4 separate regions of the Mus musculus genome follow, and all the other regions are linked to region 1. A link is a loop called in an ENCODE intact Hi-C map of the cell type or tissue named here. Cell type or tissue: left cerebral cortex. All regions are shown on one strand. Region 1 overlaps Rab7 (RAB7, member RAS oncogene family). Region 2 overlaps Isy1 (ISY1 splicing factor homolog). Region 3 holds the start of Copg1 (coatomer protein complex, subunit gamma 1). Region 4 overlaps Cnbp (cellular nucleic acid binding protein).

Region 1 (5,000 bases):
GCACTCAGTCACTCCTCAGGCGAAGACCCCAGTGACTCAAGTCCATGCAACGTGGGGGTGACGGCATCACGGTAGCTCTGCCCCTTCAGCTGCTATGTGGAAACAAAGGCTGGGAAGAACCAGCTCCCGGCCAGCAGCCCAGAAGATTGAGTGGGAGCAAGGCGAGCATCCCGAGACCATGGAGCCTTGAGCAGAGCCCTAGCCGACAGTTAAGAACTGGCAGTGACGTGAACCCTATGACAGAATGACAGAAATCCAGAACCTTAGCTGTGTGTGGTCCGCAGTGGTCAGAACTTGAGTTGGCACACTTCTGGCTGTGGCTGCTGCTGACACTCCTCACAAATTCTGCCACCCTTTCATATGGGTACACAGTCAGGATCTGTCCCTGTGACTCCAGTCATCAACCTCCCTCCCTCTCTCTCTCCTATCCAGGAAACAGAAGTGGAACTGTACAATGAATTCCCTGAACCCATCAAACTGGACAAGAATGACCGGGCCAAGGCCTCCGCAGAAAGCTGCAGTTGTTGAAGGGGCAGTGAGCACAGAGTCCTTCACAGACCAAGAACACACACGTAGGCCTTCAATATGCGTCCCTCCTCCTCCAAACAGACCAGAACGTGAGCTCTCACATCCAGCTGCCAAAAGAAACTCCACCGAACAGTTACCCAACACACACACATACACAAAACACACTCGTGCACACAAAAACACATACACACAACACACACACAGCAAGCAAACTCCAGCCTGTGCCTGTCAGGGCTCCTGGGGCAGCTGCCCGCCTCGTGGGCCCTGTGTATGGCAGGCATATGGCAGAGACCCTGGGTGCTCTGGGGTGCAGTGGGCATGGAAAGCTTACTCTTTTTGTCCACTGGAGAGTGAGAGAACTGTTCACAGTTCATCTGTGTCTAATTATCTGATTTTTTTTTTAACGGTCTTGTGGTCTTTTACCCCTCCCTCCTTGAAGGTCCTGTGGGAAGGCTGGTGCCCAGGCTCCGTTCTGAGCAGGCTGTTTTGTATGTATCTGTTAATGCTTGTTACTTTTAACTAATCAGATCTTTTTACAGTATCCATTTATTATGTAATGCTTCTTAGAAAAGAATCTTATAGTACATGTTAATATATGCAACCAATTAAAATGTATAAATTAGTGTAAGGAATTCCTGGATTGTGTGTTTAAGTCCTCTAACGCAGGCGTGCAAGGTGGAGGGTTGAACCCTGTCTGGATTACAGAGTGTTAGAGACTCAAGTTTGGAAGTCCAGCTAGCGGCAGTATTCTGTACAGTAGACACAAGAATTATGTACGCCTTTTATCACAGACTTAAGAGCCAAAAAGCTTTTCATCTCTCTGAAGGGAAAACTGAACTAGACAGTTCCCTTCTGTGTCTAAATTTTCCAAAAGGTTGATTTGCTTAATATAGTAGTGTATACAATGGATAAATTGCTGTTACTTCAAGAATTAAAATTCTCATTTTCTCCCTTTCTGTTTTTTTTCCTTATATTCAACACTTTATGATGCCCTTTTGTCACTATCCTACTCAAAGAGGAAAGGAGAACCCACCAGACCTGTCCCAGTGACTCTACCTTTGTTCTAGAAGGCGCTCCTTTCAGGGTTGTGGTACCTGTAGGTTAGCAGACCCTCCTCCTTTCCCACCCACCCAAGTGTGGCCCAGCACTAACCCACCGTCTCTTGGGTTGAGCCCTGGCAGTTCTGTCCCTTCCCGAGGTCCTGCCCTGCATCATGGCTTGCTTCCTGGAGCACTTCCCCTTCAGAGGTCTACATTCTAGGGTGTAGGCTGAGTTCTTCTGTAAAGAGACGAACGTGATGCCAATAAAATTTAACAAGAACAAAGAACAGCTGCTGTCTGTCTTTTTCTCTCAAAGATCAAGCTATGTGGGGACATTCTGTATGTTCATGGGACTCTTGGTGCTCAGAGGCAAGGGGGTGATCCCTAGACTACCTACCCTAGTGTGGATCTTTTTCTTAGCCACTGGAAACAAAACCGTGGCCTTTACTCTGGTTATTTTGCTGTTTTCCTTTCTCCCTATCACAAGCCAGATTGATTTGGGCTGTTGAAGACATTTTGAGACAAAATATGGTTGGGTGTGAAGTAGGAAGGCCCTCTCCAGAGCCAGCTCATTGTGCTCAAGCAGCCCATGACAACTTAATGTACACACAAAAAGCATTTTTCTCTAAGACTGAACTGGCAGATTGCAATGAGCAGGAAACTCACTGAGTTCTGGCTGCACCCTAAGTACCTGGCCCCCTCATTTTGCCCAGATGAATCGTACCTACTGAGTCGTGCATTGGGAAGTTTCTAAACTCCAGTTCATCCATGGTCACGAAGGTTCAAACTGACATGGTATCTGTCTCTACCAATGTCTAGACTATACTTTGGCTAGGCCTAGGTGACTAAAAGTCTGTAATACCCTGTGATGTCTTGAGACTGCTGTGGATGCTCTGTGGATGTAAGTGGGTCTGGGTTTCTGCAAGGAAAACATACCAGGGGATCCTGGGGCCATGCCTCCTGACAAAAGGAAAAGGAGACAGTTGAGTTCCTGAAGATCTAATTCTGCCCGGTGTTTGAGGCACAGCTGATCTTAACCTTTCTTGGAATAGATTGCTCTGGGTCAGATTGGCAGCCTCTCTTTCCCAATCTGTCAGCAGAGAGCAGCTAGTGAGGTCTATATCTTACCCATGGCTCAGACCCTATTATGTCCCATTGTTCTCCTTTAATAGACCACACAAGCTCTGGAAAAACCAGAACCAGAAGCCCCATTTGCCTATGTGATGGGTGCTCTGCTCCAGCCTCACATGACCTCACAGCCACAGCTGGCTAAAGAACCTAATGCAGAGAGAGGTGGTGGATAGGCGCCAGCTCATTACCTATTGATACACTAGGGGGCGCCCAAGAGCCAGTATTGATCTGCTTGTTCTGGACCCAAACATCTACCAATGCAGTCACTTGCAGACATATACACCCCCTCCCCCCAAACCTGAGTAGAACCTGGCTGTCCTGGAACTCACTCTGTAGACCAGGCTGGCCTTGAACTCCTGATCTGCCTGCCTCTGCCTCCCAAGTGTTGGGATTAAAGGCATGCGCCACCACTCCCAGCTGGGAAAAATTTTTGACATACTTAGGGAACATAGGAATTCGCCTCTTACGCTTCTTCCAGTAAGAAGCCAGTCTGACCTCTCAAGCCATAAAGCCTGCGCACAGCTGTGCGGTTTGTTAACCAGTGTCCCCTTCTTAGGGACCAAGAGATGTCAGGTGGTAAGGAGAATCTGGGAGAGCCTTTGCTGATTACCCATCTAAAGGACAAAAGATACACTGGAATGTCCTCCAAATCCTGTCTCCCTCTGCAGAACATTCTTAAAACATGGGCATGAACGCACGTTCGTGTGGAATCTGGCACTAAACCATTCGTAGACGACCTGCTTCTGGGTCAGGGTTTCGTACGTAGCAGAGCCGCTCCCTCGCTGTGATCTATTGAAAGTCAGCCCTCGGGGCTGGTGAGATGGCTCAGCGGTTAAGAGCACTGACTGCTCTTCTGAAGGTCCTGAGTTCAAATCCCAGCAACCACATGGTGGTTCACAACCATCCATAACGAAATCTGACACCCTCTTCTGGAGTGTCTGAAGACAGCTATAGTGTACTTACACATAATAAATAAATAAATCTTTAAAAAAAAAAAAAAAAAAAGAAAGTCAGCCCTCGACACAAGGGTTTGTAAGAATAAAGACTATGAAAAAATTTAAAAAATAAAAAAAATTAAAAAATAAAAATAAAAAAATAAAAACATGGGCATGGCTACCTTCTCTAGCTTCCAGAATATTTGCCGCATATGTCCTTTTAAATGCTCTGTGGCCTTAATGAATTCCTTCTTATGAGACCTAACATTCAAGAACAACTCCGAAGTAAACCCCAGCAAGCCGATCCCCTTTTGCCACTAGCTGTTATTGGCACCTGGAAAACCATGTGCGTTGAAGGCTCCTTTCTCTTTTCCCCACCGACTATTTATTGCAAGTGCTGAGGATAGGAACCAGGCCTCATGTGTGTTTAGGCAAGCCTTCCCCCACAGGGCCTCACAGCCAACATGGTGTCTGCTGCAAGGCCAACAGATGCGCACCCCCGACGTGGGGGAGGCCTGGATTAGAGGAAGGAATGTGTGTGGAGAGGACACTTCATGCACACACAGTCTAGCTACGGCTAACCCTGTTCCTGCCACCACAGCCCCTGTGTCAGCGTTCACACAGGAACATTCATACCTCTTGAGAGCTACAAGGAAGGCCAAGATGGCAGACATCGTTGGCATCAGCCGTGATGAGTCCCTCCTTGGAGACAATGCTTTCCATCCTAGTTCACCCAGCAGCTTCTCAATTCCAGACAGCCTACCTTGAACTCAGAGCAATGTTGGCATCCCTTTCTCAGGTCAAAAGAAGACAACTCCAACTTTTGCCTGCAGACTTGGCACAGGAAGCCACAACCAGACTTCCCCCAGGTTGTCCACTTAGCTATTACTCACAGCCCAGCTGAAGTGCCCAAGAGCCAGGACTGACGGAAGGCAGCTCTATCTGGCAGATTCACAGATTCCTAGTGGGGAATCTACCCTCTTCACACCTTCTTCCTTGGGAAGACTATCTGTTCCTTGCTGGGTTTCTTGAGGTGCAGTTCGCAGTCTTTTAGGAATGACGGATTTTCAAGGGAGCAATCTCCTTCCTGCAGGAAAGGTCAGCACACACACCCTCAGAGCCTCTACTCTCCCTTCTGATGGAGGTGGGAGATGGGGTCTCACCATGGGAGTTGTAGTCAGTGGGTCCCCTAGATCAGAAGGGACCCTCAGAGTACTGGGTGGGTCACAGCCACCTTTGAGTTCCTTGCCGAGATTTTTCCATTGGACATATGACCTTGTAGGTCTCCTCAAATCCTGGTAAACCCTCAAGAAATGTAATGGGTGAAGGCTGATGAGAGAGAGTTGATGAATTCATTCTGGCATAA
Region 2 (5,000 bases), 160 kb after region 1:
GGCTTTCATACTTCTGAGATTTATTGATGTCTTTGAAATCTGTATAGTCTTATCTACAAAACCAGCCCATTTTGGTAGATATTTATCTATATGCATATACCAAATTATGTTTAAGGATCAGGTGTAAGTATATGCATAACCACGTGCAAAATATGGACACATTCAAATATATAGGCCTTCTTGTCAGTCTGTGCTTTATAATACTAAGTAGAAAAAAAACATTAATACACTTTGGGCGGGGTGGTATTTACACATACATAGGGGCAAACAGATACATACTCCTGTTAAATAAAACAGATGCATAAACATTTAAGGAAGCCATGGAATGCTTACAGAGGATGTTTTGGACACTACAGACTGTTGAGAACAGAAACCTAAAAAGGAGAGGAAACAGTGGTCTTGAACAGCTACTTCTGAAGGAGGGTGTGTCCTGTATTGATGTCATGTTCATATATCCACCTTCCACTGGCCAGGTTCCTTTCAGAGTTGATTGGAAGGGGCAATCTGAAGGGCAAGTTAAATTAAACTCATCTTGCTGACTCTCTAGACTGTGTGTCTGTTTCTGCTTGACTTCATGCGTTTATCTGAGTAAGTCATCATAACGTTGCAAGATAAAAGCTACAATATGTGCTGTGAAGGGAAACTTAGATTTTGGTGAGACCACGTCTCAGTGATGGTGAGAGGAAGAGCTAGGAGCAAAATCTCTAGTTCCAAATTCAGCAGGTGCGCTTTCTGTGTAGTTCACAATCCAACTGAAAAAAACTGTTCTCTTCCTGATCCTGTGTAACATTTAGGGACCATTGACTTAACACTGCTGCGGCAGCACTTAAATGAACATCACTTTGCAAAAGCCAGTCTTGATGCTCTCCTCTGATAGCCACTGGCAGCAGACAGACAACTAGGCTGTTTTCTGGTTAGAGTGGTGTATGGTGGTGCATACGTTATCGTATCAGGAGTGAGAGAGGGGTCAGAGAGGTTAATAGATATGATCACAGTACATTCTGCACATGTGTATGATTTTAAAAAATAAAAACCAGCCTGGTGATGGCAGCGGCACATGCCTTTAATCCCAAAGATCGGGAGCCAGAGGTGGCCAATCTTTAACTTCAAAGACAGTCTAGTCTACAGAGCAAGTCTCAGGACAGCCAGGGCTACACAGAATATGCTGTCTCAAAAAGCCAGAAACCAACCAATGGTAGGTTTAGATTTTTTACAACCTATTTTTAATGAGGGTTCTTAAATGTTTTAATGTCCCTTCTAGTCCATCATCCATCAGAGGCAGTGGAAAGGAAAGATTAACAGAGCAGAGGAGGATGTGTACCTGTTGAGAAATAGTTCTTTGGAGCAAATCTAATTTTCATTGTCAGGATATCAGCATTTTAGTTTACACAGATCAGCAGTATTAGCTAGATCCATTCACAAATACCATCATGAGTCAGCAATGGCGGGACTGGAAAATACCATTCATGAGTAAGCAGCGGCGAGTTGATCCAGAAGAAACTGCAAGGCTCTGGCAATTGGCCTGAATCTGCAGAAGTGGCAAGAAGCTGCTGGAACATCACCAGAAGTTTTTTTGGTTTGTTTTCCTCTATGAAGTCATGACAAACAATGACTGACAAAGAATGCTAAGGCCTACCAATACCATCCAGCATCACCCACTGTCTGTTGGACTACATTTATATCCTTTCCAAACATCACATGTTCTCTCTAGCGTCTACTCTATCAAAACATCACATTCCCCTTTTCCAGACTGCCTTCAGACAACACCACATGTCTGTTCTTAGCAAAACATCCTCCCATGGGTCTGCTTCAGCAAAAACATCCTCTCATAAGACAGTTTTCAGTAAGACATCACATCACACAACTGAGTTTCCAAAGAAACCAGAAATTTCTATATCGCCAACCAACCTACAAACAAAACAGTAGAAGTGATAAAGATATCCTAGGGCCAGAGGAATTGGCTTAGTGGTTAGGAGCAGGTTCGGTGCCCAGCACCCATGTCAGGCGGCTGACAGTTGCCTGCATTCTAGTTCCACGGAGCTGATGTTCTCTCCTGTCCTCTGCACACACACAGTGCATGCACAGACAAGCAGGCACACACACTGATGGATTAAAACGTACGACTTAAATCAATCACAAGAAAGACAGTTATTCTAAACTTGGTGTTTTCTTCCCTTGTCTCCTTCTAGGCCCGAAATGCAGAAAAAGCCATGTGAGTATCAATTTTCTTGGGGCTGAAAAATTTGACATTTGGCACAGAGCTTGTATGAGATCCCTTTGGTAGGAATCTTTTTAGAAGAGGTTTCTTGTCCCCAGGTGTTAAAGCAACCTTTCTTTGTTTGCTTGTGGTTTTTTTTCCCCCATTAATGTTGTCTGACATCTTCCAGAACTTTCAGTGAGTAAACATTTTTCCTCTTGAAGATGAATTGGAAATGATGGGAAGGGCAACCTGATGTTAATCTTTTAGCTCGTCTTCCTTTTTTTTTTTTTTTTATTTAAAAGATTTATTTATTTATTATATGAAAGTACACTGTAGCTGTCTTCAGATGCACCAGAAGAGGGCGTCAGATCTCATTACGAATGGTTGTGAGCCACCATGTGGTTGCTGGGATTTGAACTCAGGACCTTGGGAAGAACAGTCAGTGCTCTTAGCCGCTGAGCCATCTCTCTAGCCCCTTTTAATACTTCTGTATATTGCTTATCACAGTGTGATAAATAGCAGTTCCCCACAGTCTATATATGCAATGTAAATAAAGTAGATATTTGAGTGCCCAGAAACACAAATGATGTTGGAGGCCTATCCCTTGGAACATACAACTCCTTAACTACTCTGGTTTTTTTATTACCATTTGCATGAATGCTGTTAGCTGTGGTCATGAGCAGATCTACCCCATCCAGGAACTTGAGTGCTAAGAAATCTAATGGGGTCTTTTGTGTGCCTGCAGGACTGCCCTGGCGAGGTTTCGTCAAGCTCAGCTGGAAGAGGGAAAAGTCAAGGTGAGTGAAGCACTCCCTGGGAAGTACCAGGAGCAGATGCAGGCTTCGAGCCGCAGCTCTTCCTGCTGTGTTTGCTGAAGAGTTTGTACACTTGTGCGTCTGCTTAGCCTCTTTTCTGTTGGCATGTGATTATCTGCCTCCCGCTTGCCCCTTATTATTCCAGCTTTAATATTGACTAGAAGAAGGTAGAGAGTGGACCTGGAGAGATTAAATATTTGTATATATTTATTTTAACTATACACAGTTCCTGGAGTAATTATATATCCTAATTATATAGCTTCCTAAGAGATTGTACAGTGATGGTTAGGAATTGAATATCCTCTAGCACTGTGACTTCAAGTATATTTAGAGCATTAAATATTTAAGGTTTCAAGGCTGAATCGGTTGTGGATGTCACATAGGTGTGTACAGAGCCCAGTTACCATGTGTGTTACTCTCACCCTCCTTAGGAACGGAGACCCTTCCTTGCTTCTGAATGTACTGAGTTGCCGAAAGCGGAGAAGTGGAGACGGCAGGTATGTTCAGTAGAAATAATGGCTCTGCTTGCTTCTTTTTACCTCATCAATGATTATTAACCAAATTTTTTTTTTTTTTTGAGACTGGGTCTCTTTTTGTATTCCTGGCTAATAGCTGTGTATACCAGGCTAGTCTCTAATTCACAGATCTGCCTGCCTCTGCCTCCCTAGTTCTAGGATTAAAAGCTGTTTTGTTTTTTGTTATTGTTGGTTTTTGTTTTTGTTTGTTTTTGTTTTTGTTTTTTTCGAGACAGGGTTTCTCTGTACAGCCCTGGCTGTCCTGGAACTCACTTTGTAGACTAGGCTGGCCTCGAACTCAGAAATCCGCCTGCCTCTGCCTGCTGAGTGCTGGGATTAAAGGCGTGCGCCACCATGCCGGCTGTTTTGGTTTTTTGAGACAGGGTTTCTCTGTGTAGCCTTGGCTGTCCTAGAACTCTCTGTAAACCAGGCTGACCTCGAACTCACAGAAATTGCTTGCCTCTGCCTCCCAAGTGTGCACTACCACTGCCCAGTGCTGTTTTTTAAGACATAGTCTCACTTTGTATCTTGGCTGGCCTGGAATTCATTGCATAGGCCAAACTGTGTGTGAACCCACAGAGATCTTCCTTCCTCCGCCTCCCCAGTGGTAGAATTAAAGGTGTGCGCTGCCACACCTATAGCCTTTTTTTTGCGTGTGAATTACCGGTTTCTTGTACTTTCAGATATGTTCAAAAATGATGAGATGTGCCTGTTGCTTTCCACAGATCATTGGCGAGATCTCAAAAAAGGTTGCTCAGATTCAGAATGGTAAGCTGCCTGCCTGCTAAAGCGTCCTAGAGCCCAGTCAGATGTGGGGCCGGTGTGAACGCTGCTAAAGTGTCCTAGAGCCCAGTCAGATGTGGGGACCGGTGTGAACGCCGGCCAGGTGTGGTGCGTGCGATCCCAGGGTCAGGAAGTGCAGGCAGGAGCTCAGGGCAGCCCTCACGGCCACACAGCACGCTGGAGGCTAAGACCAGCAAACGAGTAAACACAGTTTTGTCAAGTTTGACCTCGTTGGCATTTATAGAATGCAGCACCTAATGGCATTTCATTTAACTTTATTATGTTTTTTCATTATTTAGAACAATTTTAAATTTAAATATATTTTGATCATATTCTTCCCCTCCTTCAAGTCCTTCTAGACCCTCTCCCCCTCCCTACCCAACATTTTTTTTTTAAAGATTTATTTATTATATGTAAGTACACTGTAGCTGTCTTCAGACACTCCAGAAGAGGGTGTCAGATCTTGTTATAGATGGTTGTGAGCCACCATGTGGTTGCTGGGATTTGAACTCTGGACCTTTGGAAGAGCAGTCGGGTGCTTTTACCCACTGAGCCATCTCACCAGCCCCCAACATTTTTTTTTTTTTTTTTTAAAGATATGTTTTTTTTTTTAAGATTTATTTATTTATTATATGTAAGTACACTGTAGCTGTCTTCAGACACTCCAGAAGAGGGCGTCAGATCTTG
Region 3 (5,000 bases), 110 kb after region 1:
AGCACAGGCAACAAATGAGAGCCGGAAACTTAAGAGGACCCAGGCCTAGACTGTTGGTTCCAATCACAGAGCTGTCAAAAGCGTAAGGGTACATCTCCATTTACACAACCTCCCCTGTATTCCCTGCCAAGTTCATCTTGTTACCTGGTTTATGAGATAAAGGATCTTGGTGAGGATGTGAGCACATTTCCGGGGATTGATGGGAGTTTCGTTAAAGACCCGAGCCTGTGAAGAAGCAACCATTACCTCTAGCCTAGTACACTTTTCTACCACAGCTGCCCCTCAGTTCATGAAGGGCCTAGAGAACCATAGGGTACGTATTAACTCAGTCCACATAAATGTATTCTCAAGTGGGAAGAGTTTATTTATTTATTTAAGATTTTATTTAAGTATACGAGTACACTGTCGCTGTCTTAGACACACCAGAAGAGGACATCAGATCCTATTACAGATGGTTGTGAGCCACCATGTGGTTGCTGGGAATTGAACTCAGGACCTCTGGAAGAATAAGCAGCCAGTGCTCTTAACCGCTGAGCCATCTGTCCAGCTCCCAAGAGTTTATTTTTCTTAATTTATCTACTAACCATACCAGAAGTCTTCCCTTGGGCTGCCCTAATACTAGCCACACTAGCAAATACAATGAATAAAGTCCCATCTTCCTGGACCCAGGCTTTATAAACCAGCACTCCATGTATGTTAGTATCTGACAGCAGGGCTGGCAGGTATTCCTGACCAGACACAGGCATGGTGGCACTTGCCTCTTGGAGTACGGCACTCTTCTCCAGGTGCTGGAGGGGGTTGGAGCCTCCACCTGCAGTGCACAGAGAAGACTGATTACGGTTGTGATCTTGAATGAACTGCTTTTCTCCTTTTTCCTGTGCTGACACAGACTCTCATGTATCGCATGCTAGCCTTTAACTCAAAATGTAGCAGAGGTCGGCTCTTGTGCATCTGATCTTCCCGCCTCGGCCTCCTGGTTTACATGGTACTGTGGATCATACACAGGGCTTCACCCAAGCTAAGCAAGCACTCTATCAACTGAGTTACAGCCCCGAACTGTGACCCTAAACCTGCCAAACACGAGGAAGAGAGAAGGAAGTCTCTATCATCTACCAGAGGCCGTCAAGGCTCTCTCACAGTCACCTAAGCATTCTTTCTGAGCATTTTAGGGTTCAATAATTGGCACTGATCTATGCAACCAGAACTTAAATGAATCTATGTGTCGGAGACAACCAACACTAACTAACCTGTGACTGAGTTTCCCTGACAGCAGATATTACATTAAAAAATTATGCATGCGATTATCTGGTTACTGTCTGGGCTCTCCATCCTAACATTCCTATTGCAGGCATCTAGTATCGAACTTGCTTTAGCTACTGTAATATTATGATCAGTGAGGTGCCTGATGTTCAGTAATTGTAGTTTATTGAATGAATGAAACGGTCAGGGTTATTAACTGTAGGACTGGTTACACCCAGATAGGCAAAGAATTATCGCAGCAAATACCAAGAGGTCGGGTGAAATGCAAGGTAACATCCAGCCTGGGAACCTCCTCTGACAAGATGGGGAAACTGAGGCCCAGAGAGGAGTGTTACCCGCACAAGGTCACGCAGAAATCCTGGCCAGAGCTGGAGAGGGCAAACAGCACGTTTCCTCCGAGAACAGATATAGATGGACCTGCGCACAAGCCCCTGCCCCTCTTGGGCCTCGGATCTGGCTCTGACAGAGGCCCGGAAGAAGGAAGCCAAGGAAGGTCCCATGAACCCCTACGAGGATCTGACCTCCCCAGGTCTTTCAAGGGGCCCTCACCAGACTCCTCGTCCTTCTTGTCGAATTTCTTCAACATGGTGTCAGCGGTAGCTCCACGCAGCAGGAAGATGCTCAGAGTAGCGGTGAGAACAGCTTCTCCCTGCGGCTTCCGTACTCCCGCCCGCCACGTCGCCCTGAGCACTGCACTATGGACTGCGCCTGCGCACTCTGTTGTCTGCGCCTGCGCACAACTGCGCCCACCTTTTTCATTGCCTGTCCGGAGATTGCCAAAACCTAGGTGGAAGAGGGCGGAAGGGGAGGGGTGAGACCCAGGAAAGTGGGCGTGGCTAGACACTGGAGGCGGAGCCTAGACCTGCGGTTGCGGGTGCTCCGCTTCTGCGCCCCCTTGTGGTCCTGTGGCTGCTGTGTTTGCAGTTACCCCTGGCTGAATTTAAAGGGCATTCTGATGGGAGGGTTGCATGCAGCACGCTGACCCCATACATGTTCCCTGCTACTCTTTATTGTCATTTTCCGGAAGTAAGTCTCACTAATAGGTTATTTTTCCGCCACCGGTAAAATGAGCCAATTCAAGTCAGGTTAGAATATTTTAAGGGCAAATTTATTGGGAAGCTGCTCTCAAACAAGTTCACTGGCCCCAAGGATTGAGGCCAGAGGAGTCACCATGACAGAGATGGTGGTGAGAGGGAAAAGGGCATCTGTTGCTAGCCAAGGAACCGATTCCATCCGAGTCTAGCTTTGTAAGGCAATGAATAGAGTTATGTACATTTGTGCTTTAACATTGAGATATAACTGGACATAGCGAGTAATTTCAACACTCATGAGGCAGAGAAAGGAGGATGAGAAGTTCAAGGCCATCCCCCTGCACCAGACCTACATGACTTCCACCTCAAAAAATAGAGCCAATGAGATGGCTCAGCCGCTAAGTTAAGGTGCTTGCTGCCAAGTCTGAGGGCCAGGTTCAGTTGTGAAAATTATTAAATGAGTCTTTTCTACCAAATACTATAAAACTTGTGGTTTGACAAGGAATTCAAATATTGTTGCTGACAAATTGGCCCACAGAGAAGATGAGTATTAGGCAAGGGGAGAGGGTGAGGCAAGCCAAGCCAGATAGTTAGGGGAATTTAGCAGCTCTGACTTGATAGCAATCAGGCCATTTCTGTAACTCTGACTTACTTATTAGAGATCAGGCCATTTCTGTTGCTCTGACTGACTAGCAACCAAGAGCGTCTTTATTTACACAAGTTTCACAGAACAAAGACAAGCTAATGATTATCCAGTAGTACAAAATATGTCTGACTTATCATTACATAACCAGGGTTAAAAGCTCAGTTACAAATAGAAAATATAAACAACAGATTTTATTCTTATTATCTGCCCTATAACACCAATTTAAAGAATCTAAAGACTGTCTCCTCCAAAACAAACACACTTACTATGTGGCAGGCTGCTTGTAGGCTGGCAGTGTTTGCAGTTTTAAAGCACTCCAGACAAACAGGAAATATCTGAATTGGTCTTTTTATGAGCTGCAAAGATGACTATCTAACTTCATTATATGTTTTATCATGTAAAACATGATTAAACATGATAAACATAGTAGAAAATGTTTATTTTAGTCAATATAAATTGTTTACTGAGTTTATTCCTCCAGGGGTATGCCCTGTATGACTCCCTGTCTTTAAACTCCATTTTCAGAGAGCTTTAAGCCTATAATAAAAAAGAGACATTGAATCTGTAATCTATTTTGGACAGAGTTCATCAATTGTCTGTTTGCCCTCCATCAGTTATCCTTCGTGAGTTTGCTCAGGGGCCGATACCCCAAGCCGATTCCTGGAGTAATGGCCTCATGGAGCTATGTGCTTATCTGTGGTTAATGATCTCCAGGGCATAAGGAAGACTTCCAAATAAAGTTAATTTTAGGATTTTTCTTAAAGACTCAGACATAATTCATAATTTTCCCCAGGAAAAGACATAAACTGAATCATAACACATACAGTCCCCAAGAATGCAACATGCAGGGAACAAAACCAAAAGTTAGAGTTAGAAGAGCATCGATTGCAGCAGTTGGCTCGCTCGGCTTTGCTGGAACTGTGTGAGGTAGCCAGTGAGCATGGCTGTACCACCTAGCAATGCTTCATAGTACTTTTTTCTCTTTTTTCCAAGACAGGGTTTCTCTGTGTAGCCCTGGCTATCCTAGAACTCACTCTGTAGACCTCAAACTCAGAAATCCACCTGCCTCTGCCTCTGCCTCTGCCTCTGCCTCTGCCTCTGCCTCTGCCTCTGCCTCTGCCTCTGCCTCTGCCTCTGCCTCTGCCTCTGCCTCTGCCTCTGCCTCTGCCTCTGCCTCTGCCTCTGCCTCTGCCTCTGCCTCTGCCTCCCAAGTGCTGGGACTAAAGGTGTGCGCCACCACTTCCTGGCTCGTATTACTTAATATTATAGACTATACAGATGAAACCAGAGAGTTGGCTGCTGATTCCATTCTTATAAAAACAGCCATTTGGTGCATTAGTCAGGGTTTTAGGTTTTTAAAATGTATTTTTGCCCTGAAGTGAGTGTTAATTTGATGGGAACTCTGCTTTTAAAAAATCACTACTTAAAGCCGAGCATGGTGGTAGATGCCTTTAATTCCAGCACTTGGAAGGCAGAGGCAGGCAGATCTCTGTGAGTTCAAGGCCAGCCTGGTCTACACAGTGAGTTCTAGATCAACCAGGGCTACACAGAGAAACCCTGTCTCAAACAAAAACAAAAGTTCTAATAAAGTTTACTCTTGATAAAGAAATTTTTTAAGATTTATTTATTTGTTTGTTTGTTTATTATATATGAGTATATTGTTGCTCTCTTCAGACACACCAGAAGAGGGCATCAGATCCCAGATGGTTGTGAGCCATCATGTGGTTACTGGGAATTGAACTCAGAACCCCTGGAAGAGCAGCCGGTACTCTTAACTGCTGAGCCATGTCTACAGCTCAAAAAAGAAGTTTTAAGGAAGGAAATAGAAGACTATCTGTCTTCTTTCCTTGAGAGCATTTGGTGTCATCTTGAAGAATCATTGCTTAAGCCAAGATCATTTTCATCTCTGTTCTCTTCAGAGAGTCAGACTTTTGATTCTTATATCTAGTACTTTCATCCATTTTGATTAGTTTTTTTTTTAACATCTTTTGTGGCTAAGTAGGCCATAATACTAATTTTTTCAAAGATTTATTTTATTTTTTAATGTATGTGAGTACACTTTT
Region 4 (5,000 bases), 160 kb after region 1:
ACATCTGCTACCGCTGTGGTGAGTCTGGTCATCTTGCCAAGGATTGTGATCTGCAGGAGGATGGTAAGTATTTAACACTTGATACTCTTGGGAGAGGTGAGTGTGTACTTACACACAGCTTTGGAAGGGTTTGTAGCATGTGGTTTAAATATACTACTTTATAAAGGTTTTATAGTCTTGGTCTGCTTCTTTTCCTTATTGTTGAAGCCTGCTATAACTGCGGTAGAGGTGGCCACATTGCCAAGGACTGCAAGGAGCCCAAGAGAGAGCGAGAGCAATGCTGCTACAATTGTGGCAAGCCAGGCCATCTGGCTCGTGACTGTGACCACGCGGATGAGCAGAAGTGCTATTCTTGTGGTGAATTTGGACATATTCAAAAAGACTGCACCAAGGTGAAGTGCTATAGGTGAGTCATGAAGTGGTACTGAAAACGTGGAGATTTTTGTGCAGGTAGTGTCTGTTGAACGGCTTGTGACTTGATCTCCTTTGTGGGGTAGATTCAGGCTTAGTGGCAAACAGATGGCTTTACTTTCTGAGCAGTCTTGTCTTTCCCTCTTTTGAGATGAGTTTACTATGTAGCCCTAATTGGCCCCTCAATTTGAGGCAGTTTACCACTCCTAGTAAAGAAACCCTGCTCCTGGTTCTCCTTTTGTGGTGCTAGGTTATTGGACCTAGGACCTCAAACCTGGTAGGCAGACACTGCCACAGAACCAAGATAAAGTGTACAGTTTGGAGTAGTAAGGTCTCAGTGAGTGTGAAAGAAATTGTGCAAGTCTGTATGTATCCCGTAGAGAAGGATGAAACAAAAACCTGTCATATATGGGAAGTCAAGAGTATAGCTATATAAACACTATGGCTTGTGTGTGGTGTAGTTACTAAGTGCTATTGGAGCATATAAATGAAACCTTAGGGATTCATTTACAAATAACATCATCTTTGCTGATGTTTTGGGCTTGGAACTAGTTAATCTCTTATGACAAGGTTTTTGAGAACCTAGTTTTTACTCTTCTCTGTTCTTGGTTAGAAGATAAAGATGTAGACTCTTAGCTGGGTACGATGATTTAACTCCTGTAGTCACAGCACAGAGCTAGAAGGTTGTGTTTACGGCTTGCGTTGACTTTTATATGAGACTGTTTTCAAAAGTAAAGCCCTTTTAAAGAAGGAAGAAAACAATTGCGTGCACTGTAAGGGATTTAAAAACAACCTGGGCAGTAATGTCTCATAAAAGAGAAATAGTCTTACAAAGAAAAATATACTTATTTGTGTTCATAAGTTTTTTTTTTTCTTTTTCTGTATTGACCATTGATTTGAGAACGGTGTTATTTGTTCTGAGAAGCAATGTCAAAACTATGTAATTTTTTTTTTTTTCAGGTGTGGTGAAACTGGTCATGTAGCCATCAATTGCAGCAAGACAAGTGAAGTCAACTGTTACCGCTGTGGCGAGTCAGGGCATCTTGCACGGGAATGCACAATTGAGGCTACAGCCTAATTATTTTCCTTTGTCGCCCCTCCTTTTTCTGATTGATGGTTGTATTATTTTCTCTGAATCCTCTTCACTGGCCAAAGGTTGGCAGATAGAGGCTGTTCCCAGGCCAGTGAGCTTTACTTGCAGTGTAAAAGGAGGAAAGGGGTGGAAAAAACCGAATTTCTGCATTTAACTACAAAAAAAGTTTATGTTTAGTTTGGTAGAGGTGTTATGTATAATGCTTTGTTAAAGAACCCCCTTTCCGTGCCACTGGTGAATAGGGATTAATGAATGGGAAGAGTTCAGTCAGACCAGTAAGCCCTTCTGGGTTTGAGTGTGTTCCCATGTAGGAGGTAAAACCAATTCTGGAAGCATCTAAGCTTCCATAAATAACTTTAATTCTTAGCATAATGACGGCCTTGGATTGTCTGACCTCAGTAGCTATTAAATAACATCGAGTAACATCTGCATCAGGCCCTCAGAATATACAGTTGAGTTGGGAGTAAACTGAAAAGACAAATGTGTTGAAGGCTATGCCAGGGAATCTGGCTCAAAGCCTAACACAGAAGCAGCTTCATCCCAGTGACGATGCTGGACGTACAGATGGTGATGGCAAAGGTGTAGAACACATTTTTTCAAAGACTAAATCTAAAACCCAGAGTAAACATCCGATGCTCAGAGTTAGCATAATTTGGAGCTATTCAGGAATTGCAGAGAAATGCATTTTCACAGAAATCAAGATGTTATTTTTGTATACTATATCACTTAGACAACTGTGTTTCATTTGCTGTAATCAGTTTTTAAAAGTCAGATGGAAAAAGCAACTGAAGTCCTAGAAAATAGAAAATGTAATTTTAAACTATTCCAATAAAGCTGGAGGAGGAAGGGGAGTTTTGACTAAAGTTCCTTTTGTTTGTTTTAAATTTTCATCAATGTATATAGAACAAAATACCATATTAAAGAGGGGAATGTGGAGGACTGAAAGATGACAGTTTGGACTTTTCTTTCTATGCTAAGTAATGTCTTCAGTAAGGAAAAGCTGGTGATAGAAGAACGCACTGTTTTATTAATTTGTAGAGCTACGAAGAGTTCTATGGATCTTCTGTTGGCTGTTGCCACATAAGCTTGGTGGCTTGAGTTTTTAGTTCCAGAATCTATGTAGAGATGGAAAAAAGGAACTGAATCCACAGTTGTGCTTAGACACATGAACAAAAGAACATTCTTAGCATAATGATGGCCTTGGATTGTCACTTATTCTTAGTTCATGCAGAGTGATCTGTCTGCACTTGAGAGGCAGAGGCAGGTGGAGTTTTGAGGCTAGCCAGTTTTGAAAAACTGCATGGGGGTGGTTGTGTGTGCCCTTAATTTCAAAACTCAGCAAGTGAGGTATGTGAGGTAATCTTGCTCTAAAGTTCCAGGCAGAGCCAACATAGTAAAACCCTTTTCTCAAAAAAAAAAAAAACAAAAAACAAAAAACAAAAAAACTGGGTAAGGAGACTGTTAAGCAGATAACAGAACTTGCTCCTCTTGTATAGGACCTGCCTGTGGGGTCCTGGCTCCAGCACCAAGACTAATGTCAATCACCTGTAACAACATTTCTAACGGATCTACTGCCCTCTTCTGGTCTCCTTGGCACCAGGCACATAGTGGTATTTGTATATGCATGCAGCCAAAACATTGGAAGTAAAAAACAACAAAAAAAACCTATGTTATGCTACATAGCCTAACTGCTCTGCCTCCCCCCCCCCAGCAAAGGGGGTAGAAGTTTAAGGTTTTCTTGGACTACAAAGCAAGACCCTGTCTTAAAATGAAAAGATGGGAAACGAGAGGTGAGATGGCTCAGAAGGGAAAGACGAGGATGGCTTGAGTTTGATTCCTGAAAGAACTGATCACTCTTAAGTTGTTCCTCTGGTTACTAGTGGGCATCTTGGAAGACTGTGTTTTAATTTGGGGGGTGGGGGAGGTTTGATTTTTCGAGACAGGGTTTCTCTGTGTAGCTCTGGCTGTCCTGGAACTCACTTTGTAGACCAGGCTGGCCTCTAACTCAGAAATCCGCCTGCCTCTGCCACCCCCACCCCCAGCGCTGGGATTAAAGGCGTGAGCCACCACCACCTGGCCCGTGTTTTAATGTTTTTAGTGCATAGATTCTGGATAGAGAAAAGAAACAGTATTTGAGGTCCATAGAAAGGTACAGGAGGGCTGGTGAGTTGACTTGGTGATTAAGAGCACTGAATGCTCTTCCGAGGGTCCCGTATTCAAATCCCAGCAACCACATGGTGACTCAACCACCAGTAGTGAGATCTGACGCCATCTGGTGTGTCAGAAGACAGTTACAGTGTATGTATAGTAATAAATCTTTGGGCCGGAGCAAGCAGGGACTGAGCAAGAGATCCTACAGTTCAATTCTCAACAAACATGAAGGCTCACAACTATCTGTACAGCTACAGTGAACTCATAAAATAAATCTCAAAAAAAAAAAAGATGCAGGTGACATTGACAAAAGCATATTTTGAGGAATATTTTTAACTTGGAAATGTTCTTTTTTTTTTTTTTTCTCTCTTTCAACCAACTCAGTCTACTACATTTTTCTATCCTGGCATAGATGACAAAACAAGGCTTTTCTAATGAAGTGATTGAATTGACAAATAGATCGTGTTGTCTCATTGAGGATTCTTAAATGTTTTACTTTTTTAAAAATTCTGTGCATATGGGTGTGAATGTGGAGGTCAGAGAACAGTTTGTAGGAGGCGTTTCTCTTACGTGTAAATTCCAACATCAAACTAAGGTCATCAGACTTGCTAGTAAACACTCCCCTCATTTGAACTGTGAGCTGGGTGTAGTGGAATACACCTGTAGTTGCAACATTGGGAGGTTGAAACAGTATTAACATAGAGTTCCACATCAGCCTAAGATGGATAACAAGACCTTAAAAAAAAAAAAAAAACCCAAAACCTAAAAGCTTTGTGGGTTTTTATCCAAGGTGTGGCTGCACACCTGTAATGCCAACACCCGGCAATCAGGAAGATCAGAGTTTAAGGCACCATTTTCAGCTACAAGGCAAGTTCCAAGCCAGCCTGGGCTACTTGAGATCCTGGATGAAAATAAGTCTTAGAAGTCGGGTATCAAGACACATGTCTTTAGCTTGAGGCTAACCTGAGCTACACAGGCCAGCAGAACAACCTAGTGACACCCCCCCCATGTCTTAATGTGAAGAATGACCATTGTTTGGAATAAAATATTTTAAGACAATGGCCAAAACCATTCAAATTCAAAAATTCCTCTCCTTAAATTTAGAGAGAATTGGCCTGGGCCTGGCAGTGGGCTCTCGACTGCTCATGATACTGCCAGTTCTCAGCCTAAGCTGGTGGTTCCTGATTAGGGTCATCTCTCAGAATAAGGAAGGGGGTGGGAAATGGAGAGGGCTGGGGTTTGTTTTTAATGTGCTAGGCATTTAACCTAGTGTTCTTTCATTTCATGGGAAGTAGAGGAATGCTCATCTCTGACTTCATTTCCATTGGCTCCCCCTCCCCCCAGC

Evidence for each region. Hi-C counts contacts between places; a loop is a spot of excess contacts. Peaks named below come from ENCODE experiments on the same cell type or tissue, not always from the same donor. Only the 100,000 strongest peaks of a DNase experiment are listed, where the experiment ranks them.
Region 2: it touches region 1 in a loop (2.3-fold over the local background); 4 of 42 quality-filtered maps call a loop at or near these places.
Region 3: a loop joins it to region 1, with 3 times the contacts of the local background. A loop is called at or near these places in 8 of 42 quality-filtered maps.
Region 4: it touches region 1 in a loop (2.1-fold over the local background); 4 of 42 quality-filtered maps call a loop at or near these places.

What each region holds. Positions count from the first base shown.
Region 1 is chr6:87,995,963-88,000,962 of GRCm38, reverse strand. Rab7 (RAB7, member RAS oncogene family) reads left to right here. Exons shown (of 6, transcript NM_009005.3): 6 at 433-1,857. The coding sequence ends at 528. Among named protein-coding and RNA genes, the nearest start is that of Gm34872, 6.5 kb to the left of the region's middle. In left cerebral cortex, a CTCF peak has its summit at 2,896 (motif pointing right); DNase peaks (open chromatin) are centred at 2,903 and 4,147; H3K27ac peaks cover 849 bases.
Region 2 is chr6:87,832,940-87,837,939 of GRCm38, reverse strand. Isy1 (ISY1 splicing factor homolog) reads left to right here. Exons shown (of 11, transcript NM_133934.4): 2 at 2,190-2,212; 3 at 2,946-2,997; 4 at 3,447-3,512; 5 at 4,256-4,298. Among named protein-coding and RNA genes, the nearest start is that of Isy1, 3.3 kb to the left of the region's middle. In left cerebral cortex, a CTCF peak has its summit at 2,518 (motif pointing right); no DNase peak of the experiment used is centred here; H3K4me3 peaks cover 176 bases.
Region 3 is chr6:87,884,882-87,889,881 of GRCm38, reverse strand. It overlaps Copg1 (coatomer protein complex, subunit gamma 1), which reads right to left and starts at 1,942. Exons shown (of 24, transcript NM_017477.2): 1 at 1,810-1,942; 2 at 759-811; 3 at 145-225. The coding sequence starts at 1,846. In left cerebral cortex, a CTCF peak has its summit at 2,175 (motif pointing left); a DNase peak (open chromatin) is centred at 2,038; H3K4me3 peaks cover 1,366 bases; H3K27ac peaks cover 1,134 bases.
Region 4 is chr6:87,840,528-87,845,527 of GRCm38, reverse strand. It overlaps Cnbp (cellular nucleic acid binding protein), which reads left to right. Exons shown (of 5, transcript NM_001347325.1): 3 at 1-63; 4 at 208-406; 5 at 1,372-2,913. The coding sequence ends at 1,489. Among named protein-coding and RNA genes, the nearest start is that of Isy1, 4.3 kb to the right of the region's middle. In left cerebral cortex, a CTCF peak has its summit at 3,087 (motif pointing left); DNase peaks (open chromatin) are centred at 294, 2,034, 3,085 and 3,598.